Linked DNA regions of Homo sapiens: region 2 is linked to region 1. The links are chromatin loops, found by intact Hi-C in ENCODE. Cell type or tissue: OCI-LY7. All regions are shown on one strand. Each heading gives the region's core, and the rest is flanking DNA. Links, peaks and the distances in the headings are about the cores only.

The links. A loop is a pair of places that touch in the nucleus more often than their neighbours do. Peaks named below come from ENCODE experiments on the same cell type or tissue, not always from the same donor. Only the 100,000 strongest peaks of a DNase experiment are listed, where the experiment ranks them.
Region 2: a loop joins it to region 1, with 5 times the contacts of the local background. A loop is called at or near these places in 2 of 110 quality-filtered maps.

Annotation. Positions count from the first base shown.
Region 1 is chr5:173,730,428-173,735,732 of GRCh38, forward strand. The region is part of intron 1 of LINC01484 (long intergenic non-protein coding RNA 1484); the gene reads right to left. Among named protein-coding and RNA genes, the nearest start is that of LINC01484, 13 kb to the right of the region's middle. RefSeq lists an enhancer at 3,512-3,621 and a silencer at 4,052-4,111. In OCI-LY7, for the core only: CTCF peaks have their summits at 3,311 and 3,516; DNase peaks (open chromatin) are centred at 3,164, 3,694, 3,954, 4,824 and 1 weaker place; H3K4me3 peaks cover 2,590 bases; H3K27ac peaks cover 3,031 bases.
Region 2 is chr5:173,628,034-173,633,355 of GRCh38, forward strand. No RefSeq gene overlaps it. Among named protein-coding and RNA genes, the nearest start is that of LINC01863, 12 kb to the right of the region's middle. RefSeq lists enhancers at 228-1,049, 4,898-5,322. In OCI-LY7, for the core only: CTCF peaks have their summits at 1,883 (motif pointing right) and 2,104; a DNase peak (open chromatin) is centred at 1,838.

The DNA.
Region 1 (5,305 bases), core at 306-5,305:
GCCAAGAGGTTTATTAAGCACCTATTAAGTGCCTCAGGGTTAGCAATTATAACCTCATCCGATCTTTGCAGTAACTGCGGGGTGGCAATTACTACCTACAAGTTGCAGATGAAAAGCTGCAGCTTAGGGAGGCGATCAACCAAGGTCACATGGTCACATGGTGGGGTACGCGGGAGCCCAGACTCAGTTTACTGCACCCCGTAGGCTCCTGAGCAGAGGAAGGGTCTCAAGGAAGAGCCTCTGCTGCTTGGTGGGGCCTTCCTGGCACTGCCGGTCAAGCCTCTTCTTTTCCCTCACTGGCTTCTTATCCTTTGCTTCCCAGGGGCGGTGCCCCAGGCATCCAGCGCAGGCCTCTCTGCTCTTCTCCTCGGAGAGCTCATCTGCCTCAGAGCTTCCGGGACCCTCCGCCCCCGCCACCGGCCTGCTTTATTTCAGGTGCCACGTTCCTCAGTGCACCCGGCCTATTCTTGCTCAGGTGCCCAGCAACTAAGTACAATCAAGCAGGGTCCCCATTAAGAATTGATCATTGTTTGTCAGAACCTTCTCATCTCTCCTGTCACCTGCTCCTGCTCATATTCCCCAGGGCCCAGCCTAGCTGCTGAGCTGACTGACTCTGCTTCCATCTCCTGCCCTCCCACACATCTGCAGTCAAGTCCAGCTGGTCCTAGCTACCACTGCACTAACATTCAGACCTTCAGCTCCCCACAGGCCCGTCACCTCACCCAGTCCAGCTGGGACCTGCCCCGGCCCACTCCATGCCTCAACCTGGTCTTACTTAAAGCTGTCTCCCACCCTGGCCGGCATTCCAGCATCTCCAGTATCTGATCATGAGATGATTCCTTACCAAATGCTGTTTCCGCTTGTGACTTTCCTTCTTTAAACACTGTGTTTCTTCCTGGCACTTACAGAAAACCTAACTTATCTTTCTCCTACTTCTTCAAAAAGTAGCTAATGAAAATCTGTTGTATTAATCAGGGCTCTCCAGAGAAATAGAGCTGATAGGGGGTGCATGTATTCGAAAGAGATTTGCCTTAAGGAATCGGCTCACGCAATTATGGGGCCTGGCAACTCCAGAATCTGCAGTGCAGATTGGCAACGTCTGGGGACATTTTTGGCTGTCACAATTCAGGGACTGCTAATGGCCTTTAGTGCGCAGGGACTGAGGATGCTGTAAACATTCTACAATGCACAGGACAGCCGCCCACAACAAAGAATGACCTGGCCCAAAATGTCCGCAGAGGTTGAGCAGAGCTGTTGCAGCAGATTCCCTGTTCCCAGGACCACACCTGCTGCTTGGACCCCTTCCCATGGCACAGTCCTGGCTTGGATTCTCAGCTCTGAAGTGGACAAGCTCTCCAACCCAAGGCAAAGTATATCACGTAGCCACACCTCCACCTTCAGCATCCAGAACCACAACATCTAGTATGGTAGCCACTGGCCACATGTGGCCATGGAGCACTTGAAATGTGCAAGTCCATTTTGAGAGGTGCTATCAAGGTAAAAGACACAGCAGATTTCTGAGACTTAGAAAGGAAAAGGAACATAAAACATCACAGTAGGCCGGGCGTGGTGGCTCACACCTGTAATCCCAGCACTTTGGGAGGCTAAGGCTGTTGGATCGCTTGAGCCCAGGAGTTTGAGACCAGCCTGGGCAATATGTTGAAACCCTGTCTCTACAAAAAATACAAAAATTAACTGGGTGTGGTGGCAGGCACCTATGGTCTTAGCTACTCAGGAGGCTGAGGTGGGAGGATCACCTGATCCTCATGTAGAGGCTACAGTAAGCTGAGATCGCACCACTGCACTCTAGCCTAGGTGACTGAGTAAGACCATGTCTCAAAAAAGAAAAAAATCACAGCAATCACTTTTATATTGATTCCATGTTGAAATAATATTTTGAATGCATTATATGAAATAAAATGTATGATTAAAGTTCATTGTACCTGTTTCTGCCTACTTTTATTAATGTGGATACTAGAGATGTTAAAATAATTATGTGGCTGACTCTACAGTGGTGAGGAGAGACCAGGCCCATCATGAGATGGGTGTGGGATAGATGTGGAATTACCTTCCTGTTGCCAGGCACATAGGGAATGCCCTTTGCATCTTCTGGGAATCTGAATTTTCTTTTCTTTTCTTTTCTTTTTTTTTTGAGATGGAGTTTCCCTCTTGTTGCCCAGGTTGGAGTGCAGTGGTGCAATCTTGGCTTACTGCAACCTCTGCCTCCAGAGTAGCTGGGATTACAGGCACGCACCACCACACCCAGCTAATTTTTGTATTTTTCGTAGACTGGGGTTTCAGCATGTTGGCCAGGCTGGTCTCAAACTCCTGACCTCAGGTGATCCACCCACCTCGGCTTCCCAAAGTGCTGGGATTACAGGCGTGAGCCACTGCGCCCAGCCTGAATTTTTTAAATCTGTGAAGCCCTCCTTCCCATGAAGCCCTCTCCGATCTGGGTTCCAGGGACTTTCATCTCACTGATAACCAGGTCCCGTCTGTCTTTTCATCTCCTTAGCTCCTCGTCCCAGCATCTGCACCAGAGCCTGAGAGGTCACAGTTGCTTATAGCATTTATGTGTAAAGGGAACAGTAGTTACTGTACTCTCTAACCCAACACGGGGAAGTGTAGCTAACGTTTCTTTCAGGCCTGAATTTGGGGTAGTCCTGTGCCTTTTTTCTGCATTCTTCGTTAATCAAGGAGGTAGGAAATTTGACCACCCTTCCTTATCAGCTCCCCACAGCTCCCTGGCATAATTTTCTGCTCATGGCTCTCACTTTGCAAACATGTTCGTTGTCATAGAAAATTCAGAGGTGAGTTGGAAGTTGGTGCTGCCTGGTTACCATGGCAATGCCAGCTGCTTCTGCCTCCACAGTGAGGCAAGAGTGGCCATGGAGCTGACCAGATGGAGTCGGAGCCTCTGAGAACAAAATATCTGGGGCCCATCCCAGTCTCCTCTAATGCCAACCTTCTCCTGGCCCTCAAGACTACCCTGTTTTCCCAGGGGTGCCATCCTGCAGCCAACCTGCTGGTACAATGGATGGAGCCCCCTCCGTGGAGGTGGAGGCCTGCGCTGCCCTTGCCAGCCACTCCTGAGGCAGTGGTGACCTGCTAGGTGACACTCAAAGTCACTAGTGAGTTGCTTCCTGTACCCGCCTTCAAGATGCTGGCCGAGAGCCCCACCCGGTGGGCCTGTGTTTCCTTAGTGACTGTCAGCAGAAATTTCCCATTGTGGAAAGAGCTATCTTGGAGCTAATGTAACAACGTCTTTTCTTATTTGTGGATGATGAAAGAAAATGACTCCCAGGGACCATGTTCCTGAAAAAGAGGAAAAGGTCAACAGCTTCAGCGTCTTCAGGGCCTTTGCCACTCCAGGCTGCATGCAGGTGGCGCATGGCGAGGTTGCTAAATGGCTGGTGTAGCACTTCAGGGGACACTTGGATCAGCTCGTTTGATCTTTACCAGCATCCTGTGAAATAGATAGGACCACTATGCCCACTTCATAAATGAGGAAGCTGAGGCTTGGCGAGGGCCAAGAAGGTGGTGCCAAGGCGGCACTGCTGGCAGGCGCCGGAGCCGGGCTTGGGAGGGAAGAAGCATCACGGCAGGGCCTGAGGTCTTACACGGCTCCACAGCTCTGCTGTGAACAAGTGTGAGGGTGGAGATCTTCCCCAATTTACATAAACTGAGGCTCTGGTGGCAAAGCCAGGATGTGACACCTGTTCTGTCGTGTCCCAGACTTTGCTCAGCTGTATCAGACACAGGGCTGTCCTGTTATGCGTGGGCATTTTGCAAGCAGGAAACCCCCTCCTGAGTTCCCAAGCACGGCCAAAACATGATACGAGGGGTCCCACAGGGTGGGGAGACCCAGATTCCAGCCAGAGCTTGGAGTGGAGGTCGTGACATGAGCGCGGAAGAGGCAGCTGCATCCACACACCCGGGCAGGCCCCGAGGTGAATCAGAAGAGAAGCAGGTGACGCTGAGAGGGGCTGAGAATGCTTACCCTGCTGTGGTGGCAGCTTTTTCTGTGCCATGAGGGCCCCAGCAGTTGCTCAAGGACTTTTGTCATAGCTCCTCGGCCCACACAGCTGCATCCAAGCCCCTGCCCACCGCAATCCCTTCCAAATAAGGACCCGAGGCCCAGCTGAAAAAGCATGGCTCTCTTCCCAAAGAACCACCTGGATGTTCTGGGGAGGCAGGTGTGTGGGGGAGAAGTTTTCCGAGGATTGTCAGAGGGAGGTGATCTGAGACATAGCCTGGCATGGGGGCCTAGAGGCGGTTCACTTCCCTAGGGATTTATACCCCAAAGAAACGCAAAGGTGCGCAAAGAAAGAAAGGTAAAGTCAGGAGCCCAAATTTGTACCCCTGATGTTCCCAGGTTACTCAGGTTTCTGATGTCACTCTGTGCTTTAATATCCAAAATGATGCCTCACGTTCCTGTCTCACTCACATATTTTTTTTGGTGGTGGGGGCGCGCACCTGGTTGGGCCACAGCCAAGCCTGTTTCTTCCTGTTCCTCATGGTCTCTCTCAGCTCCAGAATGGAACCGCCTCTTCCTTTATTTCCCCCGGGAAGAAAACAGGCTTTTAGTTTCCCTCACACCTTAGTCGGAAGCCCACGTCACCATTCTCAGGTGCATGAGCTTTGAGAAATTTGCTTCACTTCTGGGAGCCTCCATTTTCTCCTCTACGAAACAGCAAATTACACCTGTTTCTCCTGGCTGTTGGGGGATTACATGAGAGATGGAGGTAAAAGTCCCAGCTTAGCACCTGGTCCACGACCAGTATTCAGCCTGGTTCTCTCTCATCTCCCCTTCACCCTCTCCAGAGTCAGCACGTGTGTGGTCTGGAGACAGCTGAGCTGGTGGTCTCTCCCCAGGGCCCTCCTGCCGGCCTGGATGCTGACTGCCCCTCTTTGCCTCAGAGCCGTGAGCCATGAGCCGTGCCGGATTGCCCCAACCAGCCTGCGCTTCTCATTACAGAGCCGGCCTGTAATTAGACTGTCGCTTGGCTTTGGAGAATGTGCCTGTCAGCACCCCTGGCTCTTCTGCCTCTGCAGAGGCCCCTTTATTTGCTGGCGAGACCTCATCTCCGTGCACAGAGCCATCCTTGGAAATGAGGTGATGTCTGTTCTTCCTGTGACCCTCTTTCACTTGGGGTCAGCTGAGACAAGACCTGCAGGACATGGATGGATGGAGAGGCAGGTGACAGAACACAGACTTAGTCCCGGCAGGGAGGGCAAGGAAGGGATCCAGAAAGAGAACTCTGCAGCGTCTTCTGCTAGGCTGCCAGGCCACTGCACTGCAGAT
Region 2 (5,322 bases), core at 1-5,000, 100 kb before region 1:
TGGAAGAGAGAGAGCCTCCACTTCGCCTGCAGTGGGTTGAAATGCTGCTGGAATGACAATGGGATTCGCAGTGGGAGGAGGAGAGAATGCGCAGTTTGCCAGGAATGAATGAATGAAAGGGAGAGAGAAAGAAAGAGTGAACTTCGGGCTTTAAACTGAAAAATTCCAGTGTCTCAGCAGAAGCCCTGATGCCTTTACTCCCAGACCTGCTACAAAATGCTGAGCAGGCACATTTCCCCACACCAGTGCCCTCTGGCCCTCAGCCTGGGTTCAGAGCTAGGGGCCGGAAAGCTGGAGAGTTGGAATTTGGGAGAGGAAGTGACTTCAAACTGGGGCAAGCCCTGGGAGGCCAGTCTACCTAGCCAGCTGGCTTTCCTCCCCCCATCTCATGTGTCTCCCCTGAATTCAGACATCGTCCACGCCCCCAAGGAATTTTAAGAAATCCTCAAAACCCAAGGAATTTTAATTGCCCTTAATTAAGGAAAAATGTTCTAGAAGACCACTGCAGTGTGGCTCAATGTGATATGGGTCCCTGAGCTCAGGAGGGTAAGGCTCAGCCTTGTTGCTGTCTGTGTTCCAGCCCTTGGCCTCGGGACCCACACAGAGCAAGGGGCTGGCAGATACCTGTTGGACAAAGGGATAGGACCAGCTGCATTCAGGGAGCCCTTTTTCCTGCCTTTGCCCTGTTCGGGCATGGACTTACAGATGGATCTTGTGATGTGCAGGGGTCGCAGGAGAGAGAGGCATTTGAGCCCTCGCTCAGTCTCCAGGGACAGGCGGAATGAGGTTGGAGTCCCAGCTCTGTGATGTCTTAGCCAAGAGACCTTGAGTGAGTTATCTGTAAAATGGGATTCCCCGTGGTGGTAGCTCACTGGGGGGGCTGGCAGATTAAATAAAGTCTTACATGTAAAGTGCTTGTCATATAGTCAATGCTCAGTCCCCATGCATCTTGGAATTAGTCTCATTGCTGGACAGGCCTGGTATTGAATGGACCCTGGGAAGCTGTGTTGGCCCTCGCTATTTAACTGAGCCTTCACTCACTCACTCATTCATACAAATACTTATCTAATGCCTTCCACGTGCTACCCTGTGCTAGGGGGTAGGGCAAGAAGAGTAAGTAAAAGGTAGCACAGTTTCAGTACTTGGAGCTTAGCCAGCAAGCAAGCAACAAACAAAAAAGCAAACATGCAAAATCAAGATCAAAATCATTTTGGGTGCAGATAAGTTGATGATCAGAGGAGGCCTCTCTTGGGAGGTGACATTTGAGCTAAGACCTAAATAACAAGAAGGAGCTGGGTACACTTAGACCTACAAGGCAGGAAGAGGGTCCCAAGGTAGGGAACAATAGCAAAGGCTTGGAGATGGGAACAAGCCTGGCCTGACCGAGGGGCAGCGGGGACGAGGATGGCTGCAGGGGGAGGCCTTGCGGGAGTTCAGGTTGCATTCTAAGAATTCTGGGGAGCCACTGGAGAGGTTATTTCACAGTGTTGGGAACAGGAAAAGCAGGAAGTCGGCCTGGAGGATTGGGGCTGGAGCCCAGAATGTGTGCTGGGTGTCACTGGCTCTCACCAACCTCTCCTTGGAGGCTGGATCTGGCCCCCTCTTTGCCTTGCACATGCTGCAACTCTGCATGACAGGGCAGGTCTTGCAGAACAGTGATGCAGCAATACCTAACTCAGCATTATTATGTGTGGCCCACCTTCTCAGAAGTGCATGTCTCCCCCAACCTCAGGGTTACCCCTGCATGGAGGAGTAGACCCCCTGCTGCTCCCCACACACCTGCCCTGGCATGGAGCACATGCTGCTATAGCAGCCAGGGACCTACTGGAGTCAGAGATGCTCTTCCCAGGCTTGGCCTGATGGGGGCAGTATCAGGAGAGCTCCATGGTGGGCCGGTCCTCCATCCCCCCAGGCTGAGTCCACCCTCTCAGCCAAGATGCCCCTGGTCCAAGCTGTGCCATAGGCCCTGCAGCCACCCTAGGGGTGGAATCTGGAGTCCTAAGACTGTGATAGCATGACCAGCCAGTTCACAAAGCACTGCACCCTTGGGGTCAGACAGCCAAGAGCTCCCTGTGTTATGGAGCTTGAGATTCTCCCCATTGAAAGGGAGCTAAGAAGTTAAGAGGCATTGAATCCAGCCTCATACATTCACTCAGTAAATGTTTGTCAAGCTTCTATGATGTGCCATACATTATATCAGCACAGGGTTATATACTAAAGATGGAGGACTCTGTGGCGCCCAAAGCAGAAATGATTCTGGCCCTCATGGACATCTGTATTTCTAGGGGGGTGAACAGACACAGAACAAATCAACCTACAAATACATAATTCTAAACCATGACAAGTGACAGAAAAGACAGAAACAAAGCATGGGGCTTATGTTCCAGATCCAGGAGTGGCCAAACTGGATCCGACGGTACAGAGATGAATGGCTCAGCTAAGATCAGAATCATAAAACACCATTTTGAAGGGCACTGATGCATTCCCAGAATGCCTGTATCATATATGAAATTCATTATTAACAATAACTGCCAAAATAAATCAATATGAAAACGATGTTGTGGAGAAAGTCTGTCTGGCTAGTATTGAGACTCGTTGGCGAATCTTGACATAACGAAAGTTGTTAAATGTAGTGGTCTGTTTACTGTGTTTGTAAACACAAAAATGAGAACAGATGACATGTTTGTGGAGCTTCTTCTGTGTCAGGCACTGTGGTGGGCACTGGGGGCCCAAGGATAAGCACCCTGCTTGTTTGGCATTGCCTGGAAGTAAAGCACTCCCACCCACACACCGGAAGCCCCTCACAGTGACTGCCTGCACTGTGCCAAGTGAGGGATGGCTGGGCTGCACATTCCTGGGCTGTCTGTTTTGTTTTGCTTCAAGATTTGACCTTGTCGCCAGATTTCTGTCAAGATTAACCTGGCAGAGTTTCTGATGTAGTTCATTCTACAGCGAGTTAGGCTTCCGCATTTGATGAAGTCAATATACCTGCATCATGGTGAGGCAGGCACAGAAGAGGAGGTTTGCGTGGCAGAACAATCCCTTTTTAGATTAGGAAACATAGAATTCATGTTGGAGAAAAGAGTGCTATTTCTGTCTCCAATCCGATTTTGTACCCACTTTCAGTTTTAAGCTGTGCCCCATTCCAGAGCAAAATCCTCCTCTCCTTCCTCTCCTCCTCTCCCCCACTGCCCCCTTCTTTTTCTCCTCAAGTCCTCCCTCCTCCCTCCCTTCATCTCCTACCCCCCTCCTCCTCCTCATCTCCTACCCCCCTTCTCCTCCTCATCTCCTACCCCCCTCCTCCTCCTCATCTCCTACCCCCCTTCTCCTCCTCATCTCCTACCCCCCTTCTCCTCCTCATATCCTACCCCCCTTCTCCTCCTCATCTCCTACCCCCCTCCTCCTCCTCATCTCCTATCCCCCTCCTCCTCATCTCCTACCCCCTCCTCCTCATCTCCTACCCCCCTCCTCCTCATCTCCTACCCCCTCCTCCTCATCTCCTACCCCCCTCCTCCTTATCTCCTCCTTCTTCCTCTTCCATCTCACGATCTCTTCCCCATCTTCCTCCTCCCCTCTCCTCCTCCCAGTCCTCATCTTCTCCACTCTCTTCCTCATCCCTCACCGCAACTCTTCCCTCCTCCTATTCTTCTTCCTCCCCTTCCTCCCACCTCATCTTCCTCTTCATTCCTTCTCTCTCCTTCCTCCCTCTCTTTCTCTCTGCCTTCTCCTCCTTTTAAAATCAATCCAGATTTACTTGGCTTTTGATTTGTGATTTAGTAGTGATCAGGAGATTTGATGTTAAAGGAAAATCGGATAAGCCCAGAGCCACTGACCTAATTGATAGGAGTTGCCATTGCCTCTGTTTTTCTGTATAAAATGGGAACAGTTTTTTGTACAATACAAGTACAATACAATACAAGTATTTATTTGGGCCCATATCTATTTTCACTAGTCTTCTGAGTTCTGTGAGGAACAAGAAAGGAATGAGTAGGACAATGTCCTCCCTCTTAGCAACTTCCTATCTCAATGGAGACCGCCTATCGAATGGGAATTTTCTACCCCAAGACACCTGAGACAGACCACAGTACACGCTGTGAGTGATTGAAGCACAGGCTCTAAATGCTGGCAGAGATCAGGCTCAGTATGGGCTGGAGGGAGGCTCCACAGACAATGTTCATCTTTTTTTTTTTTTTTTTTTTTGAGACAGAGTCTCACTCTGTCGCCCAGGCTGGAGTGCAGTGGCGTGATCTCAGCTCACTGCAACCTCTGCCTCTCGGGTTCAAGAGATTCTCCTGCCTCAGCCTCCCAAGTAGCTGGGATTACAGGCGCCTGACACCACGCCTAGCTAATTTTTGTATTTTTAGTCGAGATGGGGTTTCACCATGTTGGCCAGGCTGGTCTCGAACTCCTGATCTTGTGATCTGCCTGCCTCGGCCTTCCAGAGTGTTGGGATTACAGGCATGAGCCACCGCACCCAGCCTGACAATGTTCATCTTTAACAAAGTTCTGAAATTTGGGAAGATCTAGAATTGGAGGGCTAGGTACTTCTAATTCTGATGAAGGGAGAACAGTCATGATCATAGTACCAAACTCTCTCCCCTAATTCCCTGTTCCCATGGGGAAGGGACCAGCCTTTTCATGTCCTGCTCTTCTTCCCCTTTATTGCAGTCCCCTACCCTGAGCTGGTTTTGGTATCGGCCCTTTCTTCTTCCCTTTCCTCTCAATCTTGCTCATTATGTGGGACCTCAGCACTCCAGGGAGAAGCAAATGTCCTAGGCACAACAGCAAAACAGTGCATGTGGCAGAAGGCCATGGATGCTGACCTGAGCCTGGATCCCCGCTCCGCTCAAGATTCGTGGACTTAGGAGATTCAATCGACTTAGGAGATTCAATCGACAAGTTGAGCGAGGCGTCCAAGTTTGCTCCTGAAAATTGGGGGTGATAATCCTACTTCACAGGACTGCTGTTAGGATTCAACAAGGCAATGCCTGGGTAAGCAGTAAGGTGCAGATAGAGATGCTCCCAAAATATTAGCTCTAACTTTTTCTCAGCTCTTTTCAGCTAAGCACGATGGCAAATAAAACCTTCAGGGGACACAGAAGATGAAAGAATTCACACTCTGGAATCTGTTCACCGTGGGCTTGGTCTCTGTTTCTGGTTCCAGAAGAGGTATATTATGAACAAGTGAACTGTCCTCTCTGAGCTGCAGTCTCCTCATCTGTAAAACAAATATCCAGAGCCCCCCCTCCACGGAGGGCTGTGCTCAGCATGAAACTAGCAATGCATGTGAAATGTTGAACCCATTGGTGGCGTGTAGAAGGT